Regions from separate parts of the Homo sapiens genome. Here all the other regions are linked to region 2. Evidence: chromatin loops called from intact Hi-C (ENCODE). Cell type or tissue: B cell. All regions are shown on one strand. Each heading gives the region's core, and the rest is flanking DNA. Links, peaks and the distances in the headings are about the cores only.

Region 1 (4,150 bases), core at 7-2,506, 98 kb before region 2:
GTACTTTAGAAGCCATTTTATCAAATCATGTCTCAAAACATTCCAAGGGCAGTCAGTCCTCATCCTATATCATCTTTTTAAAATGTTTAATATTTTCTGCCTCCCATTGCAAAAATCACACCTAAACTTTAGATGTCAACCTAAAAACGTACAAGAGCTTTTCAAAATTATTTCGTGTGCAAGCCCTACCCCCCCTACTTAGGCAAGACCAAGTGGAGACTGAGCCCGCCTGTGCCCACGCTTTCCTCTCCCTACAGCCTGTCCTCGCAAACCCCTTCCTTCACTTGCATTTGAAACCCCACTTAAGTGGTCCCAATTAACACCCTCCAGCTGCTGGCTCCGGAACTGGCCACAGGTGGACTCTCCTGAACCCCTCAGAGGTCCTCCCACTTGTGGAACCCATCCTCCCTGCGGCTTTCGTCACATAGAGGGGCCCCCCAACATAACTGAGTCACCCCTCTTTCCCTGCACATGGGGGAGTCCAGCTGTCCTATTAGGAAGGCCCCATTTCTCTCTTCTGGGAGATCCTCTATTCCAAACCCTTCCCCCATCACGCCGAGAGGCGATACTTTCCCCCAGAAGAGTTCTCAGTCCCCGCACTCTGAAGGGGGGGTCTGTCCCCCTTATCTTCCCTCCCCTTCCGGCGTCTCGCGTGGACACCGAATGGGTAACGGTCACCAGGGGCCGATTTTCCCGCGCGCGGGCGCGGCCTCCTCGACAAGCCCCCGCGCGTGCGCGCGCCGGTCCGGCCGCGATCTGCAGCGCGCGCCCCCCTCCTGCGTCCCCACTTAGCCCCAGGCCCGCTGCGTTCCGAGGCGCGCGCCCCCTCCCCTGAGCCCCGCCCAGCCCCGCGCACCAGGCCCGCGCTCCCCGAGCCTCATCCTTTCCGCGCCGAGCTTCCGGCTCCCGGCGCCGGGGCCTCGGACGCCGGGGCCCCGAGCCGGCAACGCCACCCCTCCAGCCCACCCGGCCCGGCCAGCGGGCCCGCGCCTCTGCCTCCACTGCTTCACCTTTTAAATTTTCCGCCATCTTTCCCCACGGCTAACGACATTCGGGCCTAGCCGGCCTCGCGAGAAGAGCGCTCGCGCGGGCGTGGCCGGGAACGCGCAGCCTATTGGCCGCGGCTCCCGACTCGCAGCACCCGCGCGGACCAACCGGAGAGCCGTGACCGAACCCCTCCCTGCCGCCCGGCTCGGTCCCGGAGGCGGGTGCTCGCCGCGCTTTCCCAGAGTGCGTCTGGGCGGCGGCGGCAGCGGGAGCGACAGCGGCGGTAGCTAAAGTTGCCAGAGGCCCTGCCCGTGCGCTGGTCTGTCTGTCACACTGCTAGCCAATCACGTTATCAGCCAGTCGCAGTGGTTCCTCAGTCCTGTCATACTCCCTGTTATCACCGTCAGTCAGCCCGTCATCTCATTTTAACCCCAAGCAGGCCGGGGCTCCCAGGTGGACTAGTGCCGTATCCAACTGCTCAGGCGGTCGCCCCAGACAGGTGCCTAGTCAGACTCCCGGCCCCCATCCACACTGCTGGGCAGTCAATACTGGCTTCCATTTGTGCCCTGGCCAGCGGCGACTCCCTGGAGGCAGGCAGACAGCACTGTTAGCCAGCCTGCCTTATCATTCCCTAAGACCATCCTGTCCTCACGTTGTCAGCAGATCAATCAGTCCTCCTCTCCACCCACCATAGCCCTGGGACCAGCTGCGATTCTCCCTGGCTAAATCCTCTCATAGACTGCAGCATCCAGCCATGCCCCCAGGCGGGCTGTGATTAGGTCGGGACAAGCTGTCACTGTCAGCATCTAATACAGCCCTGTCGGGCACTATCAGTTGGTCACTGTCTTTCCCTCAGATTACTTCTCATTCACACCACGATCAGTCACAACATCCAGCTAGGCCCTCAAAGCAAATAGTCACAGCAACTAGAGGTAGGATTAAGCCTCCACACCACCTGTCAGTGGGTCAGCCAGTCTGTCATTTCTCAGGCGACTCATCCCCACCATTGGTCAAGTCAGTCTCCTCTGATGCGTTGAAGCTGAGATTCTATCAGGGCAGACAGTCCGTAACCACGTACAGCCATCGAGTCAGACAGCTATGCCGATTTTGCTCCTGGCCAGCTGGCCTGTGACTCGTTCAATCCGCCCCTCATCACATCGTCAGTCATTCTCAGCATCCGACTGACCGCACCGTCTGTCAGGTGATCAGTCAGTCAGAGCACCCAGCCAGGCCCTCCAGCATGCTGTGATTCGAGCAGCGTGGATAGTTGATCACCAGATACAGCTGCCTAGCAAGCAGCCACGGGTCTGTTGATCAGTTAGCCTGAAGTTTCCCCAGGTGGCCCTCCTTTACACGGTGCCAGACAGTATAACATCTAGACATTCCCCCGCCAGCTGTGATTCCTGACAATAGTCATTCACAACATCCGGCCACCCAGGCAGGCAGTAGCACCACGGGCCATCAGTCAGCCAGCCTGCAAGGTCCTCAGGAGGCTGCCTGTCTTTTCCACTGTCAGGCTACCAGCCCCAGCCAGTCCTAGGCAGGCTGTCATTCAGTTAGATGTTCAGGAAACTGCGCTGTCACGTCCTCAAGTTGCGCCTTCTCCCTGTCACTCCATGAGTTCTGTAGTCAACCAAACAGTTATACAGTTAACCAAACGGATATTCTGTCTGCCTGCCAGTCCAGCTGTGAGCTCATTAAGAAGTGACTGGCTGGTCTGAGGTTCCGTCAGCCCCAGCTTGCCCTGAGGGGACAGACAGGAGCGAAGGTCCCACCATGCATCCCCTTCCCTCCCTTACTCCTTCTCGAGCAGAGTCAGGTGCTCATCCTCATGTACCCCCAGTCTCCTCGGGCAGCAGGGCTCTCCCACTCCCGGGTGTCCAGGAGACCTGTCCAACCCACAAGAGTGATTTAAGACAGGACCTCTGCCTGTCTGGATCTGAGAGGGAGACAAAAGGGTCTGTCGCCAGTAGTGCCCCCAAACACTATAAAGTAGTGGGCAAAAGTCTGGATTCTGGAGCCTGACTACCTGGACTCATATCCAGGCTCTGCCATTTACTAAATTACTTGATCTTAGGCAGTTTCTTAAACTGGTCTGTAAAACCTGCAGTAAGTGACCTTGGGGTGGGTGTCTCCTGCTCATCTGGAAAGTGAATCATTCTGGACTAGCACTTTTTCAGGAGACCTCAAAAGTTAAGAGGCCATCTTATTGCTACCGTGTCCCACTCCCAGCCAGTTGTCTGTTCATTCAGCATTAATTTAATGATTACTGCGTTGCCCAGTGCCGGAGCCAATATAAGGTTTTATTCACAGGTTTGACCTATTGTAATGTAAACCTCAGATTGGAGTGTAACACAAATACAGAAGGGTACACAGACCAGGGGTGAACACTGTAATGAGTTTTCACAAGCAGACCTACATGTGGAACCAGAATGCAGGCTGAGCAACCATTAAGCCAGATCTCAGAAGCATTTAATTGTTTCATATAAATTTATTGGGTACAAATATAATATTTTTTTTTTGAGACAGAGTCTCACTCTGTCACCCAGGCTGGAGTGCAGTGGCGTGATTTCGGTTCACTGCAACCTCTGCCTCCCGGGTTCAAGCGATTTTCCTGCCTCTGCCTCCTGAGTAGGTGGGATTACAGGCGTGTGCCACCACACCTGGCTAATTTTTGTATTTTTAGTAGAGATGATGGGGTTTCACCACGTTGGCCAGGCAGGTCTCAAACTCCTGGCCTCCAGTGATCCACCTGCCTTGGTCTCCCAAAGTGCTCGGATTACAGACATGAGCCACCATGCCAGGCCACAAGTGTAATTTTGTTACACAGATACATTGTGTAGTGGTGAAGTCAGGCATTTTACTGTATCCATCATCTGAATAATGTACATTGGCCTCCCAAAGTGCTAGGATTACAGGCATGAGCCACAGCGCCAGGCCACAAGTGTAATTTTTTTACATGGATACGTTGTGTAGTGGTGAAGTCAGGCATTTTACTGTATCCATCAACTGAATAATGTGCATTGGCCTCCCAAAGTGCTGGGATTGCAGGCATGAGCCACAGTGCCAGGCCACAAGTGTAATTTTGTTACACGGATACATTGTGTAGTGGTGAAGTCAGGCATTTTACTGTATCCATAGCCTGAATAATGCACATTGTACT
Region 2 (8,160 bases), core at 2,921-5,420:
CTGCTCCCTCAATTAAATTAACCTGATGGAGGAGATGAGCTACTGTCCCAGTGTGCTGGAGGAGGCAGGTCCTCCGTCTCCAGGAGGCCCTGATGGGGGACCCACCTGTAGAGCAGCAACTTGTTGAGGCAAGCATTGATGAGCAGTGAGGGATCCCGGGCCTCGCGGCTGACCCAGGACCGGGCTGAGATGCTGGTCACAGGGCTCCCCTCATGCACCACCAAACGCTTGGCTTTGGTCAGCTTCCCTGCAGCAGCAGAGGGAGGGAAGGCAAAGGTGAGGGTGAGGGCTGTGCCCTGGGAGGGCTGGAGGGCGAGCACCCAGATGCAGGCCTGCTGTCTGCCTACCTGTGGCCATATCAAAGAGGAAAGAGAAGACACTGCCACGGTCATCACCCGCCCAGAGCAGCCGGCCAGGGGCATCAAAGGACAGAGCAAGGACACGGCCTGTCAGCTTGCTGGAGCCCCCCTTCACTTTCTTGCCTGTGGAGATGTTCATGACATGCACGTTGTGCTTGGCGTTCCCCACCTGTGGGGAGAATGCACAGACCATCATCCTGCTTCCAGCCAGGCCCTCCTTGAGTCTGACCACAGTGGGGCTGCTGTTGATGCGACTGGCTGGTCCCTATTAGAGTCTATTCACAATAGGGCTGTGGCAGGTAGACAAGGTGACCAGGCATGAATCCACCTCCCTAGCCAGCCCCTTTTGCAATCTGCCCAGAGTAGGCCACCTGCCTACGGGACTAAAGGGCCTTCAGAGCCATCATGCTGCCCCTTGGCCAGTCCTCCTACAGTGTGAGAACCATAGGGCCTGCCTAGGCCTGTGATCCCAGCTTTCCCCTGCTCCCTGGCTGCTCCTTTCTGGAACTTGTGGGGCTGCTGCTAATGCGGGGAGGATCCCGGCCCACAAGCTCACTCTTGGTCTGTTCCTCTGCAGTTCACCCCACTACACCCCGGGCCACACCAGACTTTCTAATGTCCTTCCCCTGCTCTCTGACCAATCTACCCTGGAGTCTGACACGGTGGGGCCACTGACAGACCAGACGAGGCTCAGCCTCATCATCCTGCTCCTCAGAGGTAGCCCCTGCAGTTGGAAAACTGTAGGACTGTAGCTGATGGGACCAAAGGGGCTCCAGAGCCAGAACCCTGACCCTGGCCCGTGCTCCCTGGAGTGTACCACAGCAAGGCCAACCCAGATCAAGAACGGCATTCCCCTTTTTATGGGGGGTGGGGGCGGAGTCTCGCTCTGTCGCCCAGTGGTGCCATCTCGGCTCACTGCAAGCTCCACCTCCCAGGTTCACACCATTCTCCTGCCTCAGCCTCCCAAGTAGCTGAGACTATAGGCGCCCGCCACCATGCCCGGCTAATTTTTTGTATTTTTAGTAGAGATGGGGTTTCACCGTGTTAGCCAGGATGGTCTCAATCTCCTGACCTCGTGATCCGCCCGCCTCCGCCTCCCAAAGTGCTGGGATTACAGGCGTGAGCCACTGCGCCTGGCCCACTCCCGTCTTCTGATCTGCTTCCCTTTTAAGTCTGACCACACTAGGACTGCTCTGACGAGATTGGGTGGGGGGTGGGGGGGTCCTAGGCCCCCCCTGGCTGTCCCTCCTTATACTCTGATTCCCTCAGATAGCCTTCCTGACCCAGCCCACCAGCCCTTGGTGAGTGGGTGTCCTGGAGCCTGACCACAGTGAGGTTGTTGTTGACAGGCTGGAAGGTGCAGCAGAGCAGTTCAGCGCTATCGGGGTCAGGGATCTCTCGGATGCAGCGACCATCCTCAGAGGCCCAGATGCGCATGGTGGCATCCAGTGAGGTGGACACGAGGATGTCATTGGAGAGGGACCAGGCGAAGTCGGAGACACCACGGGTGTGGCCCCGTAGCACGCGAAGCACTGTGGGTGGGGCAGGCACCAGCTGGCACAGGGAGATGCTGCCGTCGAGTGAGCAGCAGGCCAGGCGGTGTCGGTCATCATTGGCGAAGCGCACCCTTGGGACTGCAATGCCAAGAAGCCATTAGTGGGAATCTGCACACTCACTGGGCACTTTTCTCTCTAAAAGGCTCTGACGTGTGTGCCTGGGGCTGGGGCCCCACTGCATGAGGAACAGTGGCCTCAGCAAAGGGCTTTCCTTGGCTGACAAAGGGAACTGTAACCCCTGAAGACCCTCTGCCAAAGCTCCCTAAGTCTTAGCAGCTCCTTTGCAGATTGCAAAAGTCTTCTGCAACATGAAAAAGTTCCTGTCTTAGCGAACACTTTATAATCAAGGTCTTGGCAATTTGCAAAACCCTTGACACTGTAGCCCACTCTGCCCTCTGCAAGGGGATTTATCATCAGCAAAGGCTTTGAACTCTTCCAAGTGACTCAGGAACCCAGGCAGCCTGCTGCAAAGGGCTCTCTCTTAGGCTTCTGAGGCCCTTTCCAGTAGACGAAGCACTGACCACTTTGCAGAGGGATTTTCAGTCTACAAAAGGCTTTATGGATGGTCATTCCTCCTTTGGAGTGTGCCAGGGGCCTTGGATTCAGAAAAGGATGCCTTGGTTGGTTGTCACAGTTTGGGCAAACGCTTGGTGATGGAACCCGCTACCCACTGGCTCACCTGCCTCATCCACGTGCTGGTCAAAAACATGATACATGCCCGCAAAGGCATAGTTCTCGCTCAGTGACGTGTCCCCGGCCATGGCCCGACTTGCCTCTGCTGCTGACGTGGGCACCACGCTGCCAGGGGGCCTGGGCCCCAATAGGAAGTGAGGGGTGACAGGAGGTAGATGCGAGAGTGTTCAGTCTGCCATTGCCCCAGGGCCCCTCTCCTCCTCGCAACCCGCCCCCCGCCTTGGCTGCCTCTGGTGCATACCTGTCCTCATAGACGGCACGGTTCATCTGCGCCTGCAGCTGGTAGGAGCCTCTGCTGACAGAACGACGGTGCCCACGGGCCCCCAGGGCCCGAGGATCATCCTCAAAGTCCTGCAAATGGAGAGGGTCAGGGTGGGTGCATCTTGCAAAAAGCCCGAGAACCTTTGAGGTGTGGAGCCCTGAAAATCTACCTAGAGTCAGATCACTTCTCACTGTGTCCCCTGCCACCACCACCGCTGCCCACTTGTACTACTGCAGTGGCTTCCTCACGAGTTCTGCTGTTCCTGCCCTCCCCCTGCTCAGCAGATACTAAAGACAGGGCTTGCTATATGTTTACTGACCTGTTTACAAAGTTTGTGTGTTTACTGGTTTACTTGGCATATTATCTTTTTGTCCTCTGCTGATGCAGAACAGTGCCCAGCAAAGAGCAGGTGCTTGATGAAAGTCAGTGGAGTGAATGTGTGCAGGCAGGGTATGCCCGGGGGTGAATGTGGCCAGAAGCTCACCTCCATGCGGTCAAGAGTAGTGCGGCTACTGCGGACGATGCTGTTGCTATAGGCACGAGCACTGCCTGGCTCGGAGAGGGGCCCGTAGCGCTGGCCCAGCAGCTGCCCCCGAAGCCTCAGGTACTGCCGACGCAGCGCTGGGGGGTGCCCAGCCTTGGCATTCTCCCGCAGCAGCTGGCTGCGCCGGCGGATATACTGCGTCCGAAACTGTGGAAACGTTGGTGTGCGGTACGCGTTGTACCTGCAGGGTCAGGATGCAGGGCAGGCAGCAGGCACAGGACAGAGGGAATCAATCAGCTCGGGGGGGGGGGTACGGCAGGAGAGTGAGGTGTGTGGCAGTGACTGGGGCCTAGGTGGTAAGAATGACTAGCAGTGGTGATGAGGGACCTCTTGGTCCTGTGGTGGGAGTGAGTCTGCAGTAATAATGAGCATGGTCATGAGGTCAGTTTGCAGACAACAGAGTCAGTCTGCTGCCGTGCTGGGGTCCCTACGGGGTGACTGGGTCAGCGCAGACAATAATTAGGGTCAGTATACCAGGGCGACAGAAATCAGACTGACATTATGGGGGTCAGCGTTGGGAGGTGATGGGGTCAGAATGGGGAAGTGATGATGTAAAAAAAAAAAAGTCTAGGGGACACCCATAGGGGATAGGATGTCACCTGCCTGAGCCCCACCTCCCTCTCACAGGTAGCCGCTTTGCGCATGCCCACATCTGACCACATTTTCCCAGCTTGCTGTTTAGAATCCTCTCCGGCGCAGCCAACTCACCGCGGGCGTGCCCGCCCCCGCTACTGCGCATGCTCACCTCCGGCATGCCCACGCAGCCGCATAAGGCAAGTTCTCCGCCCAGCCTCACTTATCGCCATTGCGCATGCACCACAGTAAGTTCTGCTCCCATGGGCTTTGACCCCACGCCTCACCTCGCGTCCACTGCTAAGACTTGCTGCCACACCGCGGCCATTCCCCGGCCTCCTCCTCTGGCGTGTCCGCCCGCGGCAGCCTGCAGGACAAGGGCCTGGAATGTGAGCGTCCCGAGCGAAGGGATCTAGTTCCGTCCCTTCCACCAGGCGACCATTGCCATAGACATCGAGTCCCTCCGCGCCGGAGATGTCACGAACTCCCCCCCGGGTGTTACCATGGTCATCACCCCAGCCCTGCCCTTCCTGGGCAGCGCCCGGGTGACACACAGCGATTCAGAACAGACACCGCCCCTCCCCAGTCGCCATAGCAACGCCCCTCCCCCGCCTAGCATTCCTTGCTTGACATTCTCCACCCATCTTGTCCCCGCCGCCCTCCGCCTTCCCTTCTCAGATCCAAGAGCATAGCCCGGGATCGGGGACCACCTCCGGGGCTGCCTCCGGTTCTTGAGGCCCCCCGGAGCGGCCCTGAGACCACTGTCGCCGGTTCCTTCTGTCTCTCCTCCCTTTCTCAGGCTCCAGGCAAGATGGCTGCCTGCTATCAGAAAGAACTGCCGAGCCCAGAGCGAATCGATAGGCATCCTTCCCAGGGCGTGGGAGTCTCGCAGGCGCATTGAGGGACATTGGCTTCAAGCCCAAGGACGGAGGCTCCACCCCTTGACTTCTACCCACTCGTTAATTGCACTTTTTGTGTATACAAGGATAATGTCCAAGGGACATAGCGTCAGGGGTGAGTTTGCTAATCATTCCCTAGAAATCAGAAGTACAACATTATAAAAAAGAGAAGAAACACGACTTTTAAAAAGTGGTGTAGGGCCGGGCGCGGTGGCTCACGCCTGTAATCCCAGCACTTAGGGAGGCCGAGGCAGGTGGATCACTTGAGGCCAGGAGTTCAAGACCAGCCTGGCCAACATGGTGAAACCCCGTCTCTACTAAAAATACAAAAATTAGCCGGGTATGGTGGCGGGCGCTTGTAGTCCCAGCTACTCGGGAGGTTGTGGCAGGAGGATTGCTTGAGCCCAGGACGCGGAGGTTGTAGTGAGCTGAGATCGCGCCACTGCACTCTAGCCTGGGCGACGGGAGTGAAACCCTGTCTCAAAAACAAAAACAAAAAAAGTGGTGTAGGCCACTTTTTAGCAGCACAATCTTGTCCAAGCAAAACTTGAATAATAGAATAAAAAATCATCATATATGCAAAGACGCCTTGAAAGTTCACCAGTTCTTGCAGTGGGCCTCTGCACACCCCTGGGATGAGTAAGGTCGGTTGTGTGTGTGTGACTGGGATGGTTGGACTTGGATGCCCCCAGACAGCTTGAGGCTTGAGTTTCTTTCTTTTTTTTTTTTTTTTTTCTTTTTGAGACGGGAGTCTCGCTCTGTCGCCCAGGCTGGAGTCCAGTGGCGCGATCTCGGCTCATTGCAAGCTCCGCCTCCTGGGTTCACGCCATTCTCCTGCCTCAGCCTCCCAAGTAGCTGGGACTACAGGCGTCCGACACCACGCCTGGCTAAATTTTTGTGTTTTTAGTAGAGAGGGGGTTTCACCGTGTTAACCAAGATGGTCTCAATCTCCTGACCTCATGATCCGCCCGCCTCGGCCTCCCAAAGTGCTGGGATTACAGGCGTGAGCCACCGAGCCCAGTCGAGGCTTGAGTTTCTAAAGACAGAAGATAGAATTAGGCAAAAGAAGCTTTGGGGTTTGGATCCAAAGAGGCTATCTGAATCATCTCTATTTCAACTTCCAGCAGGAAGCTGCTTTCAAACTGTTCATCTTAACGTTATCAGGGTAAACTTCCTGTTGGATCTTAACATCAACTGACATAAAATTCAAAGCTGTTATTTTCCACATTATTTTTATAACAAATACAATCAATTCAACAATGTTTTAAAGTCACCGAAAGATCACACTGTATTGTGTTGACTCAGCATCTCCCTTGTCCCTGTAACAAGCTTATCAGTGTCTTTTCATATTAAATACTCTTTTGTAACATGATTGATAAAGAGTAAACTCTATTTCACTGCACAAACATGTAACCTTAACAAGAACAACTAATATTTATGAGACAATGTGCTGGGTACTGTTCAAGGTATTTTATACATATATTAATCTATTTAATCTTTTTTTTTTTTTTGAGATGGGGTTTCACTCTGTCACCCAGGCTGGAGTGCAGTGACACGATCTTGGCTCACTGCAATCTCTGCCACCTGGGCTCAAGCAGTCCTCCTACCTCAGCCTCCCGGGAGCTGGGACCACAGACATTTGCCACCACGCCCGGATAATTTTTCTATTTTTGGTAGAGACGGGGTTTCACCATGTTGGCCAGGCTGGTCTCAAACTCCTGAGCTCAAGTGATTCGCCCGCCTCGGCCTCCCTAAGTGCTAGGATTACAGGCGTGAGCCACTGTACCCAGTCAATTTAATCATAATAACTGAAGGTTGTGGGTCCTGTTACTATCCCCATTTTACAGATGAGGATATCTGAAGCCCAGGGAATTCAAGGGTGACATTTTATTGAACTGGTTCCCTTACGTTTTTTTTTTTTTTTTTTTTTTTAAGACATGGTGTCAACTGGGCGTAGTGGCTTATGTCTGTAATCCCAGCACTTTGGAAGGCTGAGGCGGGAGGATCACTTGAGTCCAGGAAGTTGAGACCAGCCTGGGGAACAAAGTGAGACCCCATCTCTACCAAAAATTAGGCATGGTGGTACATCCCTGTAGTCCCAGCTACTCGGGAGGCTGAGGCAGAAGAATTGCTTGAGCCTGGGAGGTTAAGGCTGCAGTGAGCTGTGATCATGCCACTACACTCCAACCTGGGCAACAGAGCGAGACCCTGTCTCTTAAAAAAAAAAAAAGAGGTCGGATGTGGTGGCTCACACCTGTAATCCCAGCACTTTGGGAGGCTGAGGCGGGCAGATCACCTGAGGTTAGGAATTCGAGACCAGCCTGGGCAACATGGTGAAACTCTGTCTCTACTAAAAATACAAAAAATTAGCCGGGCATGGTGGCAGGAGCCTGTAATCCCAGCTACTTGGGAGACTGAGGCAAGGACAATCACTTGAACCCTGGAGGCGGAGGTTGCAGTGAGCTGAGATCGTGCCATTGCACTCCAGCCTGGGCAACAAGAGCGAAACTCCATCTCAAACATAAATTAATTAAAAAAGAGAGAGCGACATGGGGTCGGCTGGGCATGGTGGCTCGTACCTGTAATCCCAATACTTTGGGAGGCCAAGGCAAGAAGATCACTTGAGTCTAGGAGTTTGAGACCAGCCTGGGCAACACAGTGAGACTACATCTCTACAAAAATAAAATTAGCTGGGTGTGGTGGTGTGTGCTCATAGTCCCAGCTACTCAGGAGGGTGAGGTGGGAGGATTGCTTGAGCCTGGGAGGTCAAGGCTGCAGTGAGCCATGCCACTGCACTCTGGCTTGGATGTTAGAGTAAGACCCTGTTTTTTTTTTTTGTTTTTTTTTTTTGTTTTTTTTAAAAAGAGAGAGATATGGGGGTATCTTGATATGTTGCCCAGGCTGGTCTCGAACTCGTGGCCTTGAGGCATCCTTCCACCTCAGCCTCCCAAGGAGCTGAGATTTACAGGCATGAGCCACTGCACCCAGCCCTGAACTGGTCCCCTATTTGTGACTGGCATTGGGTTTATTTCCATGTTCTTTTTTCACCATAAAGAGTGTTGTGATAAATACCTTTCCCATTCACTTCCACCTTCTCTCAACAGAGCCCTGCCCCTTCATCCCACCACTCTGCTTCCAAAGAAATATGATGGAATGAAATAACAGAAGAGTCAGGAATTCGAGTCAGGGATACCTGGGAAATTCTGTTTCACCATTGGAATGAATTCTTTTATTGTTTTTCAATATTAACATATTAAATTTATAAAAATTATTT
Region 3 (4,150 bases), core at 7-2,506, 120 kb after region 2:
TATATCTCTCTCGTTTCACCCCATTCGCCATTAATCCCTTAGATGATTAGGCCCCTTTATTACTACATCCTTATGAACCTCTAACAATGCCTGGAGAATCATGGTCTATTAGCTCCCCATTAAGCATTCAATTACTGATTTATCAGCCCCCATTAACTCAGTTTTCTCCAATAGACCCTTCATAGATCACAGCACTAGCCTCCTGCCCTGTAACTCTTTCATTAACAAACACGTTAACTGATCACACATCAGTTCCCCATTCTCCCCTCACTGTCCACCCTGCTCTCCATGGATCCATCACTGGATGATCACACTCCAACAGTTTACTATTCACCTACTATGTATCAACAGAAGTTAACCCCCCCAACCCTAGTTTACTATTGCCCTCTCTTTACTCACTCTGTCCCCTAATTCCTCGACGGTCATGCCACCATAGCCCAACTACTGACTCTGACTACAACACCATCAGCCTCTCATTATCTTTTCTTTCACCAAGGCCCCTTGATCATGACCTCCATCCATCTATTATTCCCCCCACAACCTCACCATCATCCTTGCCATTACGATGCCCCATCACTTTCCATTAACCCGTTGAATATCATACCTCCATCAATACCTGGGGGATCATTTTCCCATCCATCACTCGTTATATTCTAGTTGCTTACTCTGCCATCCCCTCATTAATCAATCAATGAACAACAGTTCGACTAAAATATTCTTATTAGCCCCCATTGATTCCCCAGTAACACCCCACCCTCACGCTCCACCCAACCTCCCAAAACAGCCTTCTGACCACACTCCCCGTCCCTCCTCATCAATACCTCAAAGATGATAGCTCCATCGGGACCACCGGGTACCCCTCCAGGCGGCTCCGACCGCTGCGTCCCATGTCCCCACCTCGAATCCACCCCGTCTACTGGTCCCCTTCTGCAGACAAACCTTGGGTCTAGAACCCACCCGGTGCCAGCCGCCCGAACCATACACAGCTACGGCGCCCAGGGCGGACCTCCCTCCTTTCCCCGCAGGCGGGACAGTGCAGGCGTGCCTCAATAGCCTCCGCCCGCATTCCTGTCCTCCGCGCCCCAGGGCCCACCTTAGTTTTCGGAGCAGGGTGGTCCGCGAGCAGCCTGTGCCTCGGCGAGAGCGCAAACGGGCGACAAGTCCTAGGGCTTCAGTTTGTGTTCGTAGTCCACCCGAATGCCCGGGGGGGCAAGCCTATGGGCTGTCGCAGCGTGGCAAACTCGGCATCGTGGATCGCCCAGGTTCCGGCGGGCCGGGACCTGATGTGAACGTACAACGTGAGCCCCGTCATCTATTGTCGACGTATCCGGGGCTCGCGAACTGCGTTTCCCGGCATGCAACGGGCACGGCCAAAGCGGCTGAATCCACGCACTGCGTGGCTGCAGCGACGCGACGCGCAAGTTGCCAGCGATTCTTTGTTCTTTTTCTTCCGAGGCCAAGATCGATTTGCTCCCCCGCCCCTCCCTTCTTGGACCGTGCTTGTTATTGAGCCTGTAAACTACATTTCCCAAGATGCCACGCGCAAGATGGCGCCCATTCATTTTTCGCGTGCCGGGAAGCGAAATTACCACTCGGGGCATAAACGTGACAGTAAGGAAAATGCGTTCTTGAAGTGCGCGAGCGCGCGGAGGCTGCTCGGCTGCAATTTCAGATCGCACTACAGCTAATGCATGGCGCTGCCTGAGTTTTACTGCCTCAGAACTTCAGTTTCCCTGTCTGGAAAGTGGGGATAATCAATAGTATAGACTTAACAGCATTATTGGGAGGGTTAAATAGGTGTAGCTTAGCCACTCTCTGGGCTTTTGTAATTCTGTGATCTTCAAATATTTTAAATTCCATCCCAGACACAAAAAAAGACTATACATCCTGACCCAGTGGACAAACGGAAAAATAATGAAAACGTTTATCATAGTGTTTACCATGTGCTAGGCTCTAAATGCCCTCAGTGGTGTGCTGGTAAATGGTTAACCACTGGCTGGGGCGGGGGTGGTGGCGGGGAGGGGTGGGGGGAAGGGAGGCTGGTTTCTAGCATTTACCAATTTCCATGGCTTAGGTACAATCTTCTTGTTAGATTTCAAGGTACCGACCTGTGGTCACTGAACAGGGAGTTTAAAAGAGATGCAGTAGTGCACTATCATGTATTATTTTTACCATACAGATAAAATGGGGGTAAATGACCTCAAGAGCATAGAGAATAGTGGAATGTGGTAAAATTAGGAAGTTACCAGTTTTGAGTAAGTTTATATCATTTCATTTTTAACCATAGCTGTTTAACTTTAGGGGGCTGAGGTGGAAGGATCGCTTGAGTCCAGGACTTCAAGACCAGCCTGGGCAATATGGTGAGATCCCCGTCTCTACAAATAATAAAAATAGCCGGGCGTGGTGGTGTGTGCGAGTAGTTCCAGCTACTTGGGAGGCTGAGGTGGGAGGATTGCATGAGCCTGGGAGGTCAAGGCTGCAGTGAGCCTTGATCTTGCCACTGCACTCCACTGTGGGTGACAGAGTGAGACCCTGTCTCAACAAACAAACAAAACCAGTTGTTAAACCAGCTGTTTAACAACCAGTTTGCAAAATTTCTGAAAATTGAACAGCTCCTCCCAACCTGTATAAGTTGGCTCCAGCATGTCCTTCCCTTTGTTCATTCATTTTAATCCTGGCAACATGCATATGAGTATTAGCCAGGGGCGGCGGCATGTGCCTTTAGTCCCAGCTACTCCAGAGGCTGAGGTGGGAGGATCCCTGGAGCCCAGGGGTTTGAATCTAGTCTGGGCAACATAGCGAGAACCCATGTCTCTTTAAAAAATAAAAGGGCTGGATGCAGTGGCTCACGCCTATAATCCCAGAACTTTGGGAGGGCGAGGCGGGGGGATCACTTGAGGTCAGGAGTTGGAGACCAGCCTGGCCAACATAGTGCAACCCCGTCTCTACTAAAAATACAAAAATTAGCTGGGCGTGGTGATGCGCACCTCTAGTCCCAGCTACTCAGGAGGCCAAGGTGGGAGGATCACTTGAACCTGGGAGGTGGAGGTTGCAGTGAGCCGACATCGTGCTACTGCACTCCAGCTTGGGCGACAGAGTGAGACCCTGTCTCAAGAAAAAAAAAAAAAACAGAATGATTGATTCCTTAGCACACGAGCTTCACCAGGCAGGGATTCCTGTTCTGTCATGTTCACTGCTGCCTCCCAGTGCCTGGAACAGGGGTGGCGCACAGTTGGTGTTCAATAAATGTTGGTTGAATTCATCCTTTTGTTGCTTCGTTCCTTAATTTTTTCCCCAGTGGTGCGTCCTGCATTTCTATGGAGCCCTGGGTGGAGGCGTAGAGACTCTGAGAACCAGGGAAGAAGCCAGAGCTTTGTCAGCAGAACTCAAGGGCATTGTGGGACTGTGGGAACATGACTCCCCTGCAGAGGCGAGCGAGTGTGAGAAAGGAAGGGTTCGAGCCACCAGGCCTCCGCTCCACAAGAGAGGAGGGGGTGCCAGGCATTGGGGGCCCATGTTCACCCTGTGGGACGCTTCCCACGTCCTGTTTTCTTGTCGCTCACGAAGAGGATGTTTAACTTTTAGCAAAGAAACTTGCTTCCTCCAGCAGGACCGGGGGTTTGGGGGACAGGAGCCAGGCTCTGAACTCTCCAGGCTCTTCCCGAAGTAGGGTGTCGGCCTGCAGCTCCCACCCGGCACCCCACTGAGTGTAAAGGTGTCCTTCCCTTGGCCTCCTGGAGGGGTCAAGGAAGGGGGAGCTGCCAGGCCAGCTCTTTCCCGGTGGGGGCATCTTAGCAGTGTGAGGGAACGAGGGGGGTGGCCCAGGGGCAGGGGACTAGGACTTTGCTGCCCAGGGGCTGCTTTGAGGAAAGGAAGTGACTGGAAAGAGTTACTCCGTGGGGAGCCTGCATGAAAGGACAGATTGGAATCCCATATGCAGCCCAGCAAGTGGGACTTTGCTTTCGCAGAGAAGAAATCATTAATTCCTCCCACAAATATGTATTGAGCAATAACTATGTGTAAAGCATTGTCTTAAGTGCTCTGCCTGTGTTAATTAATTCAATTGTCTCGATAGCCCAATGAGTTAGGCGTTATTAGGCCCTTGAGGAAGCTGAGACTCAGTGAGGTTTAGGAATTTGCTTGTTTAGCC

What was found. A loop is a pair of places that touch in the nucleus more often than their neighbours do. Peaks named below come from ENCODE experiments on the same cell type or tissue, not always from the same donor. Only the 100,000 strongest peaks of a DNase experiment are listed, where the experiment ranks them.
Region 1: it touches region 2 in a loop (7-fold over the local background); 4 of 110 quality-filtered maps call a loop at or near these places.
Region 3: a loop joins it to region 2, with 23 times the contacts of the local background. A loop is called at or near these places in 14 of 110 quality-filtered maps.

Annotation. Positions count from the first base shown.
Region 1 is chrX:48,693,664-48,697,813 of GRCh38, reverse strand. SUV39H1 (SUV39H1 histone lysine methyltransferase) reads right to left here and starts at 1,080. Exons shown (of 6, transcript NM_003173.4): 1 at 1,011-1,080. The coding sequence starts at 1,029. RefSeq lists an enhancer at 247-526 and silencers at 667-766, 1,057-1,356, 1,387-1,466. In B cell, for the core only: no CTCF peak of the experiment used is centred there; a DNase peak (open chromatin) is centred at 1,233; H3K4me3 peaks cover 1,682 bases; H3K27ac peaks cover 1,695 bases.
Region 2 is chrX:48,594,152-48,602,311 of GRCh38, reverse strand. It overlaps WDR13 (WD repeat domain 13), which reads right to left and starts at 4,820. Exons shown (of 10, transcript NM_001347217.2): 1 at 4,698-4,820; 2 at 4,275-4,354; 3 at 3,355-3,595; 4 at 2,850-2,959; 5 at 2,595-2,725; 6 at 1,686-1,993; 7 at 348-528; 8 at 106-247. The coding sequence starts at 4,315. RefSeq lists enhancers at 4,025-4,084, 4,105-4,174, 4,195-4,514. In B cell, for the core only: no CTCF peak of the experiment used is centred there; DNase peaks (open chromatin) are centred at 4,171 and 4,641; H3K4me3 peaks cover 1,367 bases; H3K27ac peaks cover 1,160 bases.
Region 3 is chrX:48,473,340-48,477,489 of GRCh38, reverse strand. FTSJ1 (FtsJ RNA 2'-O-methyltransferase 1) reads right to left here and starts at 1,291. Exons shown (of 13, transcript NM_012280.4): 1 at 1,094-1,291. It overlaps LOC124905185 (a long non-coding RNA gene), which reads left to right and starts at 1,147. Exons shown (of 2, transcript XR_007068226.1): 1 at 1,147-1,611; 2 at 2,302-3,262. In B cell, for the core only: no CTCF peak of the experiment used is centred there; a DNase peak (open chromatin) is centred at 1,439; H3K4me3 peaks cover 1,818 bases; H3K27ac peaks cover 1,977 bases.